2 separate regions of the Mus musculus genome follow, and region 2 is linked to region 1. The links are chromatin loops, found by intact Hi-C in ENCODE. Cell type or tissue: heart. All regions are shown on one strand.

Region 1 (8,000 bases):
AGAAAGGAGTGGAAAGCACTAGCTGACGAGTATGAGGCCAAAGTCAAGGCCCTGGAGGAAGAAAAGAAGAAGGAAGAAGACAGAGTCGCAGCCAAGAAAGGTCTGGGCCCCTCAGAGAACTGGGATGCGCTCATAGTTAACCCCTAAGTCAATGCTGTAAGATGGCAGAGAACCACCAAGCAAGCAGCAAGGCAGCTAATTCAGACACTCCGACAGCTGAGACAGAGGCTTTGGAGCCAAGGAATGTCCCATTCATCTATCCTGTCCCCCATGGAGCATGGCTGTTCATGCTATGTGGACAACAGACCAGACTGAGATGTTCTCTCACTGAGACAAGAATACTAGTATATCCATTCTTATACAGGGGAAGTAAGCTCACTCAAGTCCTATCAGCCTCTTGTTCCACTAAGAAGTTCCTTGCCAGGTGTGGTAGCATATGCCTGTAATCACATACCCCCTCCCCAAGCTATCCTCAGAGTCAAGAGAGAAAACCTGAACCAAACAACAAAAAGGCAAAGACACTGAGCTAAGCAAGAGTTTTAAGCAGGCACAGTGCTTACCCTATATCATGTGAATCTGTTGAACAAGCTGATGCCCCCAGGATCAGAAGCCCAGTGGCACTCTCTTATCTTTTCCAGGGTTTGTTTACCCTGGACCTGGGGTTCTCCAGGGCCACTGTAAGAGCACATTGAAGAGCACAGCTTCTGGGTCATAGGAGGTCAGGACTGAAAGTAATCAGGGCATAGTGACCGAAGAGGCTCAAGTGCTAAGCAAGGCTCAGCATAATCGGCTTGGGTTGGCTACAGACCTAGTTCAGCCCCCGCAGGGAGAACCTACAGGGTCAGAGGGCACTGGTTATAGAAGACGAAGGCTCACCCTCTTATCTTCCTTTGCAGTGGGCACAGAAGTTTGCAATGGTGGTCCAGCACCCAAGTCCTCGACCTGCTGTATCCTATAAGCCGTGTTTCATGGCTTTGGGTCCCTCCTGCCACTCACCCACTGCATACGGACTCTGCCTATAGCAATTTGGTATAAGCCATTAGGAACAGGAAAAAAAAAAAGATCGAATGTAACTTTGGATATTTTGAAATTTTAAAGGTGTTTTTACAAATTAAAAACAACTATGAATAAGTTAAATGGTTTGGCCCATAATATTTATCTGGTTTGATAAAAGATCCCACAGAGATCTTTATAAAGGATCTGTGGAATGTGTCTGGAATCAGAGCTCTACTATTGTACATACGTATTCAGTTCCATCTGCTTCAGTAAAAACATATGCCCAGAAAATCAGAACAACACAGAAAGTAACTCACCAGGACCACACATGCTGACAGCACTGGAGGGCACATCACATTTGGCCTGTTGAGAAACTCTGCTTGCTGGGCCAAGGCTGTGAGCAGAGCTGAGATCAAATGCAAGTGGCCTGAATGCTTGGGTGGGACCCTAATGAAGGAAGCAGCCAGCAGCTTTGTTTGCTGTTGATGCTGCAGCTGTACAGAGGAGCCTGGAAGGTAAAGCAGGGGCAGTCCAATGGGCCCTCACAAGACTAACCTCTGAGATGGGCACTATCTGCCAAAGAACAAGCTTAAGGGAATCTCAAAGAATCTGTCCTCCTGACAGGCCAGCACTAACTGGATGGGGCCATTCCTGGGAAGAGAAGACATCCGGAAGTTTGCCTTTAGCACTATGGGGCATAGGGGTGGCAAATTTAACCCTCAGAGCCCCAAATAGTGGGATACCATGAGCAGCTCCTCAGCCTCTAAAACCAAATAAACAGCTCTGAAGTATGTATATGCTGGCTCTCATTACATTTGTAGATCTACTCACTTTAAAACAAAAACAGGCTACAGACCTAGAAAACTTATCCAAAGCCCAGAACAGAGAGGTAGCAGTAACACTTCTAGTTTGCTTTTGGTTGTTGTGATAACCGTAACCAAGAGCAACCTGGAGGGTTTGCTCTATTTGGTTTACAAAGTCTCCGTCAGTCGAGCAGAAGCAAGAGCCAGGAATCACGGAAGAACACTGCTTTCTTATAGGACCATCTGCCCACTGGGCTGGGCACTTCCACAAATTAACCATCAATTAAGAAAATGCTCCACAGACATGTCCACAAGCCAATCTGATAGACAAGTCCTCAACAGAGGCTCCCTCTTCCCGGGTGTCTAGTTTGTGTCAAGTTGACAAGAACTAACTAGCACCCCAGCTGGACACAAGGGCCTAGTCGTCCAGGCCTCCTTGAATAGTTCAGCTTTAGGTCACTTTCTAAGAACTAGAGAAGAATTATCAGTTGGGGGCACAAGACCCACGTTATTGTGAAGGCATCAACACCCATCCTCCTGTACTGGGCCCGAGCTGCTGACATAAGCAGAAGAGTGCAGATCAGAGCAGAGCAAGCTGCTTCCAGGAGGCTAGGCCACTCCAGGGATTACCCCGGCATCCCTGGAGCCCTAATTTGGCCTTACCACTGCACCTTCACATGCCCCAGCACTTCTCGCTTTGTCTGTGTGTCTGGTAATGATCATTAATTCCTTTGAAACTCCACCCACTGCACCCCACCCCCGACCCTCCCTACCCAAGGAAAAGCCAGGATGCAACCACAGAGCCGGTACCTAGAAGCAAACAGTAAAGAGAGAGGAAGCCACAGCATCACACAATGAAGCTTTATTCGTTCTCAACGACTAGAGAAAAGCAAGCTCGCTGACGCCTCACTTGAGAATGCTGTCATCTTGAGCTGAAAAGTGAGAAGAGACCATGTCAAACATTATACAGACTTGGGCCACCTTACGGGGACTTGGGCTTTAAACAATCAAGAATCTAATTCCAAGAGAACCCTAACTTCATTACTAAAACCATCCTTTGCATCCCCAACTGCCTTCTCCATCTGACTGGAATCCACAGGAAGTCAACACAGAGGGGTCAGAGAGCCTGCTCAGCAGTAACCTCTCGAAAGGCAATTTGCAGATGCTACCCAAGAGAAGGGGCAGTATGCCTCTCACACTCCACTGGGCTCCACGGAGGACAGCACTGGACAAAACAGTCATGGGATGAGAGGCAGCCCCTGGTCCACTAAGCAGCAGCTACTTCCAGAAAACTCGGGGGTGTTGGGAGAGGCTAAAAGCCATACCTTCCGCCAGTTCTCTCTCAATCCGTTTCAACTCATCTAGTCTCTTCTTTTCCTCCGCTGCTATTCTCCTCTCCTCCTCTGCCCGGGGTTTTAGGTAACCTGGGGGGGAGTGGAAGCAATTAACTTCTCTGAAAATGCTGCTTCGTGAAAAAGCCGACTCCAAAATCTCCAGATAGCTGTTCCCACCTGCCCCCCTCTAGGGCCTGGCATCATCTCCCTCCCAAGGAACTGCAGGCTCGAGCAGTGTCACACAGCCTTTCACCCGGAATCCCGTTCTCCCGGTCCCCAAACTCACTGTAGCGCTTGGCGCCGTATGCCATGCCGATGATCAGAGCGGAGTACCGGCCGAACTGCAGAAGAAAACATTATAGTAGAAGGCACACCGAGGGAACAAGGGGATCGCAGGGGTCGGACATCGAGGAGTACTGGGAGAGGGAGTACGGGGCGGGTGTGTGTGCAAGGGTTGCAGGGCCGGGATTGCTCGAGACCACAGCCAGCAGTCCCAAGGGTGGGCAATGCTAAGTCACGGGAGGGGAGGGGAAAGGGGGCATAGAGGAGCTTTGAGCACCGCGCAACAACGGGGATGAGGATTCACCTTGATGAGTGGAGAGACCTGAACCGGGGGCACCATTTTGTCCGTGACCTTCGCGCCGGAAGCTCAACTGAGGCGGAAGACAGAGAATGAAAGCCGCCTCCTGAAGCCAGAAAGGCGCATGCGCCGCAGTGAAAGCGCTGCCCCCTAGCGACTGGAGGATAGCCGAGCGTTCCCACGGGGCTGGTTACTACTCTCCAGGTAGGAAGTCTAGGCTGTTAGTGTAAGCTGGCTTCAAAAGGGTGGTGACACAGAGCCTCGTTACTTCAGCACCGGCGTGTAATGACTGACCAGCCCTGGAATCTGTCGCCCACCTGTTGTGGACTGGAGCACGCAAACAATCCCTTTATCTCTTGGAACAGACGAGCACACCTGGCCGACTCCAGCGGCCCATTGGGTGCGGTGGGTTTGGGCATGAGATTACAGAACTTGTATTGGCCCTTCCTGAGAGGTCAGCAACCTTCCAGGGCTTTCCTGCAATTTCCGGCATTGGACACATATGTCCTCCGACCAGTGTTTTCTCGCCCAGAGCTCCTAATTTCCATTGGGCTTTACAGGTAATGTTCATCCAAATGAGGCTAACCCCTGCATCTCCCTGCCCACACTCTCAGGACTACAGATCCTGAGTCCTATTGACCTCCTTTTCAGGCCTCATAGAGACTGACCATGGAGCACCCAGATTGCCAAACTTACCTTTCTGCAGTCCATGTCCCCAGAGTGGGTACCTCTCTAGCAGCCATGTCGGTCTAGACCAACCCTTTGTGATCCCTTTGGCAAACACTTATCTCCAAAAGTATTTACATTATGACCCATAACAGTAGCAAGATTACAGTTATAAAGTAGCAATGAAAATAATGTTATGTATGGGGAGGGTCACATAAGGAGCTGTATTAAAGGGTCACAGCATTAGGAAAGTTGAGCATCATTGGCCTGGGATGGGGCAAGATGGAGACAAGGTGATTATCAGCTGTGTCTATTGGCAAGCATCTTTGTGTACATCTGTCATAGTATAGATTGTAGCCACCCACTGAATGGCTGGCTTTACCCCAATGCCCCATAGTGACTTGAAATCTTCCTAAGGCTGTTGATTGAACCAGCCTCCTCAGTTTTGCATTGCACCAGGGCTTGGAAAGGTACACAGTCTGTAGGGATGGGGTATCTTTTCCTGACTCTTTATAGTCCATACTTATAAAGAGAACATAATTATGAATATAAAGTGGATAAAATGCAGCAATGAAAACTGCAGGACTCATAATAGGTACCCAGCTCTCCGGGGCCATCAGAAGAGGAACCATTGCCCTAGGCTCTGGAACTTTGCCTACATTTGATCTGGAGTCAAAGCCCTAGTTCTTCTCTGTTAGAATCCTAGAAATGTTCCTAAACTGAGACGAGAATTACCCAGGCCATGTGCCACAGGTGCTCCACATACTCTTACCTTGCCTTTGAGACGTTCCTCACTCCCATCCCTACCTGAGCCACAGTGAGATTCCTGCCCTCCTGCCAACTCACTGCTCCCCAAGGAAGCTGCAAAGGCATGCTAACCTACAAGGCACCAAGTAAACTTCCTCACCCCTCATGGTCATCTACACATTGAGCCCCCTCCCTTCCCTGATCTTGAGCAACTGGTTAGATAACTTATGTGATCAAACAGGTTTCCCTCATTAAATCTTAAAATAAACCTGACTCCTTAGCAGCTCAAGCTTCCAGAACTGCAAGTGTCTTTGGGGGTCCAAGGGGAGTGTGGATTGAGGGGTGGGTACCAAGGGGAGTGTGGATTGAGGGGTGGGTACCAAGGGGAGTATGGATTGAGGGGTGGGTACACAGAAGCTACATGGCGTAGAGGCAGAAGAGGCTTACAATACACACATTGGCACAAGCATACACACGGATGGCTTGACATCTGCTGTTGCTTGGGGTCATTTGTCAGGCAGTGGAAGTGGTTAAGGTTCCACATAGCTCAGGACACCAGTAGGAGGATTCTGCACCTGTTGGGGACAGCTGTGTGCAGAATCTAAATATTCCCAGTGTGCTGCTATCTTTAGTGCTGTGCCCAGGCTCAGCCAAGATCCTCCCTTGGGTCTTGCCCTCTCAAATTCAGAGCTTACCACCCCTGTAGCTGGGCTGAGCCCAACTGAGGCCCTTTACTCTCAACTATCATTCCCACACCTGGACAAACACCCACCTCTGGTAATGTGGAAGATGTCACAGTTTAGAAATGTACCAGGGTAGGAGTTACCCAGCTATCAGATGCACAATCCATTCCCACTTGTCCCATCTGTGGCTGCTGAGGTCCTACTTCCTGCTCCTCTTATTTATGCTCTAAACTATGGGACTGTGGGGGCTCTCATCTGCTCACTTCATTGTATTCTCTGAACATTTTCATCCCACACAGCCTGCAGGCTCACTCCCATATCTCCTGCCCTTATTCTCACCCCAGAAATCCCGTGTCTGGCATCAGTGACAGAATGCAAGTCATATTGCTTCCCTGAACTCTGCCTATCAGATGAGTAATGGGAAACCTGAGGGCCGTGTCAAGACTGACCCCCTTGCAGGCAGTCTAACCTTCTCTAAGGCTCTTCTGCCTCAGAAATGTTCTTGCCCATGACCCAGCTACAGAAGGGCCAGAAGTGGCATCAGAATGCCACTAGGTCTGCCAGTTAATAAGGAAGTAAAAAGTGCCATGAACACTTTATACACACAGAACAAATCATAAATTCTTTACCAGGCTATGGTGGCACAATCCTAGCACTAGAGAGGAAGAGGCAGGCAAATCTCTTGAGTTTGAGGCCAGCTTGGTCTACAAAGTGAGTTCCAGGTGAGCCAGGGGATACACAGAAAAGCCCTGTCTCAAAAACAAAACAAAACCTGACAAAGCATACATTCTTGGGCCAGGACCATTTATCTGCTGGTTTTGAAAAGATAGCACTCTATCCTCAGCACCTCTGGTTTCTACTGCCCTAGCAGAGCCCAGTTGCCTAGGATGAATGAGATGCCCAGCCTTGGCCAGTAATGTGGCACATGCCCTGGAGATGTAGCATCCTTGGCAGAGTAAAACTTTCTGGTGCCTGGGCTGAGAGAAGGGTTACCACTGGCCTACCTGAGCTCACTCTGCAGTTGTCCAGTCCCCTGGGATGGCAGTCTTCAGCCTGTTCTTGTAGGAAGGGGCAGCCAAAGTCTGTCTTATGGGACCAGGAATCTTAAGACTGGCAGGAACTGGATCCTGGGCAGGCAAGACTCAGGCATGGTGAGCAGGTAACAGTGGAGGTACTGGTCAGGGGCATCCAAGTGTGTGTATGTATGCACTTACACAAGGATGCCTTTGCGTGTTTGTTCATGGGAACATAAAGAATGGTTGTGGGTGTAGAGATACCTGGCCTACAGCTGCCATGGTGACATACTAGGAAGAATAAGGGAGGGCTAGGACCTTCAGAAACTGGATGCCAGGAATGAGCCCATCCTTGGAGTTCATTTACCCTGAAGCCCTCTAGGATTAAACATAGTGGACTGCTTGGACCCTCCAGTGCTACAGTTCCATCATCCTGTGAGTTAAGTCTCCCAAAACATGGGATGTCCCTGAGTGTTCCCCCCAACTGCCTCAAAGTATTCCTGTCTCTCAAGACAGCAGGAAGACCAATGGAGAACAGCATATTCAGAGGACACTTTCCAATCTCTTCTCTAATTCTGAGCAGACCCAGATCTAGGAGTTCTAGGAGGTGAGTCTGCCTTTGCTCTCTGGCAAGCCCCCCCCCCCAGCTGGTACCTGTCCCTTTGATGGAGCAGAGCCAGGTATGTGTGTGTGTGGGGGGGGGTATGGGTAGGAGCTAAGGCAAAGCTAGGCCACCCGTGGCACAGTAAACCCGGCGCTGACTCTTAGCCCTTCACACTCCTGGATAAGGACAGAGACAGTGTCATTGACAAAGAGAACCTGTAGGACACTTTATCACTTCCCTGAGTAGGTGTGACTTCTTCCTCAGGTAGAGCAAGGGCATTGCATCAAAATGCTGATATACCCTCTTATTTGGGAGGTGCTATGACCAATTCTGGGTTTGTTTAGTTTTCCCTTAGCTTTTCCAAAGGACTCTAGTCTCATGGTCTTAGGGTACCTATTCAAGGCACTGGTTTGTTTAGAGCTGGCAGAGGATGTCCAAGATGGTTAGAAAAATCTGGGATGGGTTTTGATGCAGGAACTGGGGAGGCAACCCAGTGGATGACACAGCCAGCCCTGTTCCCCTCTCTGACACCTCCATCCTACCCCTAGACTCACCTTGTGGGCTTAGAAGAGGC
Region 2 (8,000 bases), 170 kb before region 1:
TGCAAAACTCATGATGTCCTCATTCTTAATAGCTGAATAGTAATCCACTGTGTAAATGAACTACATTTTCTGTATCCATTCTTCTGTTGTAGGACATCTGTGTTGTTTCCAGCTTCTGGCTATTACAGATAAGGCCACTATGAACATAGTGGAGCACGTGCCCCTGTGGTATGGTGGGGCATCTTAAAGAAATTGAAGGAGACCTCAGAAAATGGAGAGATCTCCCATGCTCATGGATTGGTAGAATTAACATAGTAAAAATGGCCATCCTACCAAAAGCAATCTACAGATTCACTGTAATCCCCATCAAAATTCCAACACAATTCTTTACAGACATGGAAAGAGCAATTTTCAATTTCATATGGAAAAACAAAAGAATCCAGGAGAGTGAAAAACAACTCTTAACAATAAAAGAACTTCTGGGGGGAATCACCATCCCTGACCTCAAGCTATACTAGAGAGAAATAGTGATAAAAACTGCATGGCATTGATACAGAGACAGACAGGTCAATCAATGGAATAGAATTGAAGACCCAGAATAAACCCACACACTTATGAGCAAAGAAGTCAAAAATATACAATGGAAAAAATAAAGCATCTTCAGTAAATGGTGCTGGACTAACTGACTGTATATAGAAAAATGAAAATAGACCCATATTTGTCACTTTGCACAAAGCTCAAGTCCAAGTGGATCAAGGACCTCACCATAAAAACAGATATACTGAATCCAATAGAAGAGAAAGTGGGAAAGAGCCTTGAACTCTATGGCACAGAGGGAAATTTCCTAAACAGAACTCCAATGGCTCAGGCTCTAAGATCAACAATTGATAAATGTGACCTCATGAAACTGAAAAGCTGCTTTAAGTCAAAGGACATAGTCAATAAGACAAATCTGCAACCTACAGACTGGGGAAAAAAAATCTTCACTAACCCCACATCTGATAGAGGACTAATATCCAAAATATATGAAGAACCCAAGAAGCTAATCTCCAAAAAACAAACAAACAAACAAACAAAAAACAACCAAACAACCCAAATCAAAAAATAGGGTATAGAACTAAACAGAGAATTCATAACAGAGGAATCCTGAATGGCTGAGAAGTACTTGAAATGTTCAAAGTCCTTAGTCATCAGGGAGATGCAAATCAAAACTGGCCCAAGATTCCATCTTACACCAATCAGAATGGCTAAGATCAAAAACCGAGGTGACAGCACATGTTGGGGAGGACATGAAGAGATGACTTCTGTGTTTGGGAATGGGATGTGTGTCCACGGCTCCTTTCTGCTCTAGCACTCTATCTAGTGGACAGGTCCTGTGTATGCTGTCTCTAAATTGATAAGCATGTCATTCCTGCTGGGTTTCAAAGGTCTTGATTTCTTAGTGTTCCCCATTTCCTCTGGCTATTACACTCTTTCTTGCCTCCTTTTCCAAAGAGTTCCCTAATCCTTGGAGTGAGGGATTGGACCTAGACATTCCTTTTAGTGCAGAATGTTCCAAGGTCTTTTACCCTATGCCTACTTTCTGTCTGGCTGTGGTCACTGTATTTGTTCCCATCTGCTGTAGGAGGAAGCTTTGCTGAGAATGATTGAGCAAGACAGATCTACTAGTATAGCAGAATGTTGTTAGGAGTAATTTTGTTGCTATATTCCTTTAGCAGAATATTTGGTCCCTGGACTACCTAGTCTCAGATTCTTGGCTACCCAAGTAGCATTAGGTATGGGTTCCATCTCCTGGTCTGGGCCTTAACTCAAATCAGATATTAGTTGGTTACTCCCACAAACTTTGTGCCTGTATGGCACTAACATATCTTGCAAATCAAGTCATATTTGTAGACTGAAGTGTTTGTAGCTGGGTTGGTGTTTACCTTTCTCCTCTGGTAGCATGCCGAGTCCCTTCCAGTACCATGAACACTGATCAGTTGGGGTGAAGGCGCTAGGTAGATACTAGATTGACTTCTCCATGTTCAGTGAGTTGTTTAGGTGTTGTCTTCAGCAACAGGACTTTGCCATTAGTTTGTAGAAAGTCTTGGCAATAGCCAGGCTGACTTTGAGTGCTGGAACTAATTACATGTGTAAGATAGATTACAATGTGTTCCACTTCACTGTGTGTACTTGATAATGAATTTGGACACCCAATTCTTCTGCTTCTTCCTTCAAAATACTAAGATTATAGACATGTGTCATCATGCCTAGCTGCAAATGCTTTAAAATTTTAAATCTCTCTCTCTTTCTCTCTCTCTCTCTTTGTGTGAGAGAGAGTATGTGTGTGTGTGAGTGAGTGAGTGTGTGTGTGTGTGCGTGTGTGTGTGTGTGTGTGTCTGTACCTGTGTTTGCTATAACACACAAATTAAGATCAGAGGACAACTCTGGGAATCAGTTCTCTTCTTCCACTATGGATTGATCACAGTGCCAGGCTTTCTGGCCCTGCAAATGGTTCTGCAAAACAGCAGAACTGAATTAGACTCAAGGTTCAAATCATTTAAAACATGTAACAACACATTTTAAATTTATCATTTATGAAGGGATTATCACCTCAAGTTGTTATTTTTTTAAAAAACTTAGTTACAAAGTTGACACTTGGAAGTGTAACAGTGACAACTGAATTGATTAGAAACAGTTTCCAAATTCTAGGCCTCTTTTTTGTTGTTGTTGCTGTTTGATATTGTTCAAGACAAGATTTTGCTGTGGCCCAGGTTGGTTTCCACTCACACTGTAGCCCAACGTGGCTTTAAATTGGGGGATGGGGTGGGGAAGTGTCTGTGTGTGTGTTTCAGCCTCCAGAGAGCTGGGATTATAGGTATACAGTAACACATACAGTAACTTCCAGATTTTTTATTTCTTTGTTTTTATATTTGTTTCTTTGAGACAGGGTTTCTCTGGTAGTCTTGTCTACACTGGAAATCACCCTGAACCAGGCTGGCTTTGAACTTTTAAACCCATAGAGATCTACCTGCCTCTGCCTCCCAAGTGCTAGGATTAAAGGCCTGTACCATCATGCTGGGCCTTACCTTTAAAAATATGTTTTCAATTGCTCTGCTGTTGCTTTTCCACTGAACGTGTGTCTTCAGGTTTTTACAGCTTTTCACTGCCCTTGCCTCTCTCTCAAGCTGTTTTGCCATTTGCTTCTTTAGTCTTTACCACTACATGAAAAGCCTTCCTTCCCCATTCTGCCCCATTAGCTTCTTGTTGACACATATCATTTCTTTTTGACCTTTTAACAAAGTGATATCACCTCTTTCATTTATGTCCTTACAGTTTGCAGCTGTACTATGCTGTCCAGAGTCCATCTTTGAGTTATCAATCCTCTTTCCTTATCTTCCCCAATGCAGGCATTGCAGCTGGGTGCCACCATTTCTGACTCCTACTAGTTTGATTTTCCAGAAATATTTCTCTGTACCATTTTCCCATGTGACTTCATTTACAATAGTCCTTTAAATGTGTAAAGTCTTTACTGACATTTTCCTTTATGTTTTTATACTTCTTTTTCATCTTTAAAATCTTGTGAACTTTTAAAGTTAAAAATACTGTACTTCAAACCTGGAGTTGAACTCATTTGCAGTGGCCAAGACCTTTAATCCCAGCACTTGGGAGGCAGAGGCAGGCAAGTCTCTCTGAGTTTGAGGCCAGCCTGGTTTATAGAGTTCCGGGACAGCCAGGGGTACACAGAGAAACCATGTCTCAAAAAGCAAAAATAAAATAAAATAAAATAAAATAAAGAAAAGCTGGGGTTGCAGGTATAAACAATTTAGACAGTGGCTTGGGAGAACTCAGAAGCACTCTGTAGACATGACTCCCATATGAGAAAGTTTGCTTATAATATAGTAATAGCACAAAATGGCAGGCTAACCAGGTAACAGTTACCTAGGACTTAACATTCCATCTAGATTTTAATATTTTATCTAGGTCTTTATACATCTGAACCAAAATTTACTTATTTTGAAGAAGAAACTTGTTCTTTATAATCAAAGATTGAACTTACTAGCACTGATATAATGAAGAATATTTAGTTCCCAGCAAGCATTTTGGAGAAAATGTTGAATGAAAAAATTAACTCAAGGCTGGTGTTCTAGCTCAGTGCTGAAGCTGCATCTAGTAAGGTGGGTAGGAGGGGATGGTTGACAATGATAGTCTCCTGGAAACCAGACATCTTAAAGCATTGCCACAGTCCAGCTGCCAGTCTATCAACAAAGAACACGATGAACTAAACTGTGCACGTAGATTTAACTGGCTTAGTCCTTTCAAAAGTTACAACTTTCCACTATTAATTAATGTGACAGTATGTGAGGATTTGCGTGTGTTGAGACAGGTTTTTTCTGTATTGCCCTGGCTGTCCTGGAACTTGATTTGCCTGCCTGAGTGTCGTGTCCTAAGTGCTGGGATTAAAGGCGTGAGCCACTGTCGCCCAGCTGAGCTTATCTTAAAAAAAAAAAAAAGTGATTTCTGTGATGAACGTGGCACTAGTTATTAGTAATCACTTGGAACGAAGCAGATATCGGACTCTCATAAGATAAACCTTTTTTTTTTCTTGTCTTCCTTTCAAAAGCAAGTATGCAGAGGGCCATAGCTCATGGTATGCCAAACATTTTCATTACTTTAGATCAGACTACCAGTTTCCTGACTTAGCCACTTGTGGTACCGAGGACAGCCACTTCTTTGAAGGCTTCATTTCTTTCTCACAAATGAGAACAGGGAGCTCTGATCTGAATGCTGTGAAGTAGTTGTAAAGGCCTGTCCTCCCCACTCTGCTCTTTTCACTCCGCGCCCTAATCCCGACAGCTAAGGAGATAGGAAAAGGAAGTTCTTTAGTAAGGACCAGGGCTCCCCTGCCACGTGGCCCTCCGCGGGCCCTTCTGCCCGCAGAGCAAGCGAGCTCCAGGGCCCGACGGAGGAGACGCCGGGTCGCCGTGCGTGGGGGAGCGGCAGGCGGAAGCTGCGGGCTGCCAAGCCCCGCGGCTCCCGCCCGTCCGGGAGGGGGTAGGGGCGGGGCGTGCACACGGAAATCCATCGAGGAGGGCGGGTGGGACCTGGGGAGTTCGACTTCCGGTGGCGCAAAGCGTGCCGGGATCAGCTTGCGGCAAACCTCCTTCCCCGGCCCGTAGAGAGACCACCGTTAGCGCCGCTCCTGCTCGCACAGCCTGCTCTCGGCCACACGCTTGGCCGCTGCGGCTCCCGCAGTGTTCGGCCCGGTCCACTTGGTTTCCCAGGCAGCCGGCGTGCGCTCAGCTGCGGCTTCGGCAGACATGTTGTGAGGCGGCGGCGCGGGTGCCTGAAGGATGGTTTGGCCGAGGCGGCTGCAACCGCTGCTGGTGGCGGCGTCCTCGGGGGCTCCGGCTCTGTAGAGCTGACCCTGCTCAGTGTCCGCCCGGGACCGCGGCCGGGCGGGTATTCCTCTGTCTTGCGTGCGCTCCCGTGCCGTTTAGGTTCGGTTAGACGACAGCGCCAGTCCGTTTGAGGCGACACGCAGGGTGGTTCTCCAGCCCTGGGAGTGGTGTCCCTAGAACCCTCAGCCCCCTGACCTTTCCTTCATATTCCCACTAAAATCTCTCACACAGTGGGTGTTCCCTGCCCTCCAGCCCTCCTTCCTGGTTTCTGCACTCTCTTCTCTGAGCTTCCCGGACCCCAACATCCCTCTCCAGGGACAGCCTGTTGAGAAATCTTCGTGGAGTGGTGGACCAGAGGCGAGGAGTTTAAAAGTTGGGGCTTGAAAGACAGGAAGATACGATGGCTTCCTCGTCTGGCAACGACGATGATCTCACTATCCCCAGAGCTGCTATAAATAAGATGATCAAAGAGACTCTTCCTAATGTCCGGGTGGCCAACGATGCCCGAGAGCTGGTAGTGAACTGCTGCACGGAATTCATTCACCTTATATCTTCTGAAGCCAACGAGATTTGTAACAAGTCAGAAAAGAAGACAATTTCACCAGAGCATGTTATACAAGGTAAGCGATTTGTGTGGGATTTGGTTTCGATGAAGGATCAGGGGAACAGTCAAGCTAATAGAGTAACCACTTGGCGTCACAGAGCCTTCATTCCACTTCACTAGTAAGCACAGTTAATGAAAAGTCAAAACGGCATAGAGACAGCTTGTACCTTAAGAAAACACCTATGTAGCATTCTTCTGACATTGTTTTCATCCGGCTAGTGCAAATAAGGAGTGCAGACATTAGGGTCAACAGACATCCGCAACCCCTCACTAGTACAGTTTCCAATCAGGTCTTAAAACAACAAGAATTGACTGCCCACAGCTAAACGTGGATAATAACAACTGAGAAAGGAAACTCAAAGTTCTCTCTTGGAAAGTTAAATTTTAGAACTTCGAGCATGAGTTGAGTCAGAGAGTACCTCTCCCTCACCTGTATCGAGGAAAAGATTCATTTTTGAACACAGGGGTAGGAAAAACCCTTGGGCTGGTGACGGAGGTCAGTGGTGTATCATCTAGCAATCTTGCACAAGGGTCCTAGCATTGAGTTAAAAAAAAATATTGACATGAGTGTGTTAAGTGTTGTAAAGTTAATTGCTTTTCAAAAAGGAAGTATATTTTTGCTTTAAAATCGCTAAGAAGGTGGAACAGTCATCACCAGGTAACCAAAGCGAGCACCACATTTTTTTCTTTTTGACTCCCTCCAACTATTGATTGTTCTTTGAAGATTATTTGTAAAAGATGACTGGGGCAGGGCGGGAACGACAGTCCTGGGGCTTGAACGTAGGGCCTGACACACGCTAGTCAGCATTCTGTTGCCGGTCCTTCTCGCCTGCTGGTCCCCTTTGGATGTGTTTATACATTTATCTTTTATTGAAAAGCACATCTAAAAGTTTCGACAGTTTCTTCCTTATGCTGGAAAAGACTAGGAGACTTTGATGGTTACAGGAAAAGGAGACAAAAGTGCTCTTGGCAAATTTTGGGAAGTACTTTCTGTGGTTTTTCATGAACTCTTAGGAGAAGGTTGCATTCAGTTTGAGACAGTCACTTCTGTTTTATAATAATCTATTGGAAATGCGAACAATTTCTTGATTACTTTTATTTAAAGTTAAAAGGAACAAATTTAATCATACTCGGCAGGTAGTTCTCTACCATTGCCTTTTTATAAAGTTAAGTGTTAAATAATTTTACTTTCTTGTTAATGTCAAATAGAGAGCACATGTATTCGTATGGAGCATATCCATTTTACACCGTCAATATTGACAAGAAGATCAATTGATTAATTTTGAGCCTTTATCCTCTGCTGATGGTAGATTAAAAATACATCCTGCTGTGATGAGGGTGTCTCTCAAGGCTGAGTACTTAGCATGGCAGAAGTCAATCCCAGTAGGTAGTGGAGCCATGATGGTGTGTGTGTGTGTATGTATATAAATAGTCATATTATATACACATATACTCTGCCATTTCAGTACATAGTAGATAACTAAGAAAAAAAAGCAATTTTTTTTTTTAGGGTTAGGAAAGGCAAGATGATAATAGGATCCTACTGTGTTGCCTAGCCTGGCCTTAAACTTAAGAGTCTCTTCCTGCAGTATCTTGAATACTGGGATTATGGACATATAACCACCGTTCCCTGTTGCTTATTTGATTCTTTTGTGTGTATGTGCTGAACTTATGTGTGCTAGGTAAGCACTGCACTGCAGAGCTATATTTCCAGCCGACATACTTAATTCTTAAAACTGGTATTTTTAGAGCTGGGCGTGGTGGCGCATGCCTTTAATCCCAGCACTCGGGAGGCAGAGGCAGGTGGATTTCTGAGTTCGAGGCCAGCCTGGCCTACAGAGTGAGTTCCAGGATAGCCAGGGCTATACAGAGTAACTCTGTCTTGAAAAACAAAACAAACAAACAAAAAAAACTGGGTTTTTTTTTTTTTTTTCCTTCTTGTTTGGTTTGCTGAGTGGTAAGAAAAATGGAAGCCAATGTGTTTTTCTTTTTTTGAGTTTTTAAGTCTTTGAGAAGATATTTAACAAATAGCTAGCATTTCCTTTGACTCTTTATGAAGGAATAGAAGAACTGCC

The links. Peaks named below come from ENCODE experiments on the same cell type or tissue, not always from the same donor. Only the 100,000 strongest peaks of a DNase experiment are listed, where the experiment ranks them.
Region 2: it touches region 1 in a loop (12-fold over the local background); 3 of 42 quality-filtered maps call a loop at or near these places.

Annotation. Positions count from the first base shown.
Region 1 is chr5:108,430,607-108,438,606 of GRCm38, forward strand. It overlaps Pde6b (phosphodiesterase 6B, cGMP, rod receptor, beta polypeptide), which reads left to right. Exons shown (of 22, transcript NM_008806.2): 21 at 1-100; 22 at 897-1,137. The coding sequence ends at 958. Atp5k (ATP synthase, H+ transporting, mitochondrial F1F0 complex, subunit E) reads right to left here and starts at 3,793. Exons shown (of 4, transcript NM_007507.3): 1 at 3,720-3,793; 2 at 3,420-3,474; 3 at 3,125-3,223; 4 at 2,640-2,731. The coding sequence starts at 3,755. The coding sequence ends at 2,706. It overlaps Gm34319 (a long non-coding RNA gene), which reads left to right and starts at 3,795. Exons shown (of 3, transcript XR_003955776.1): 1 at 3,795-3,917; 2 at 7,339-7,429. In heart, a CTCF peak has its summit at 3,870 (motif pointing left); a DNase peak (open chromatin) is centred at 3,785; H3K4me3 peaks cover 2,057 bases; H3K27ac peaks cover 1,349 bases; H3K27me3 peaks cover 2,109 bases.
Region 2 is chr5:108,263,869-108,271,868 of GRCm38, forward strand. It overlaps Dr1 (down-regulator of transcription 1), which reads left to right and starts at 5,029. Exons shown (of 3, transcript NM_026106.4): 1 at 5,029-5,941. The coding sequence starts at 5,722. In heart, no CTCF peak of the experiment used is centred here; DNase peaks (open chromatin) are centred at 4,973 and 5,593; H3K4me3 peaks cover 3,746 bases; H3K27ac peaks cover 2,115 bases.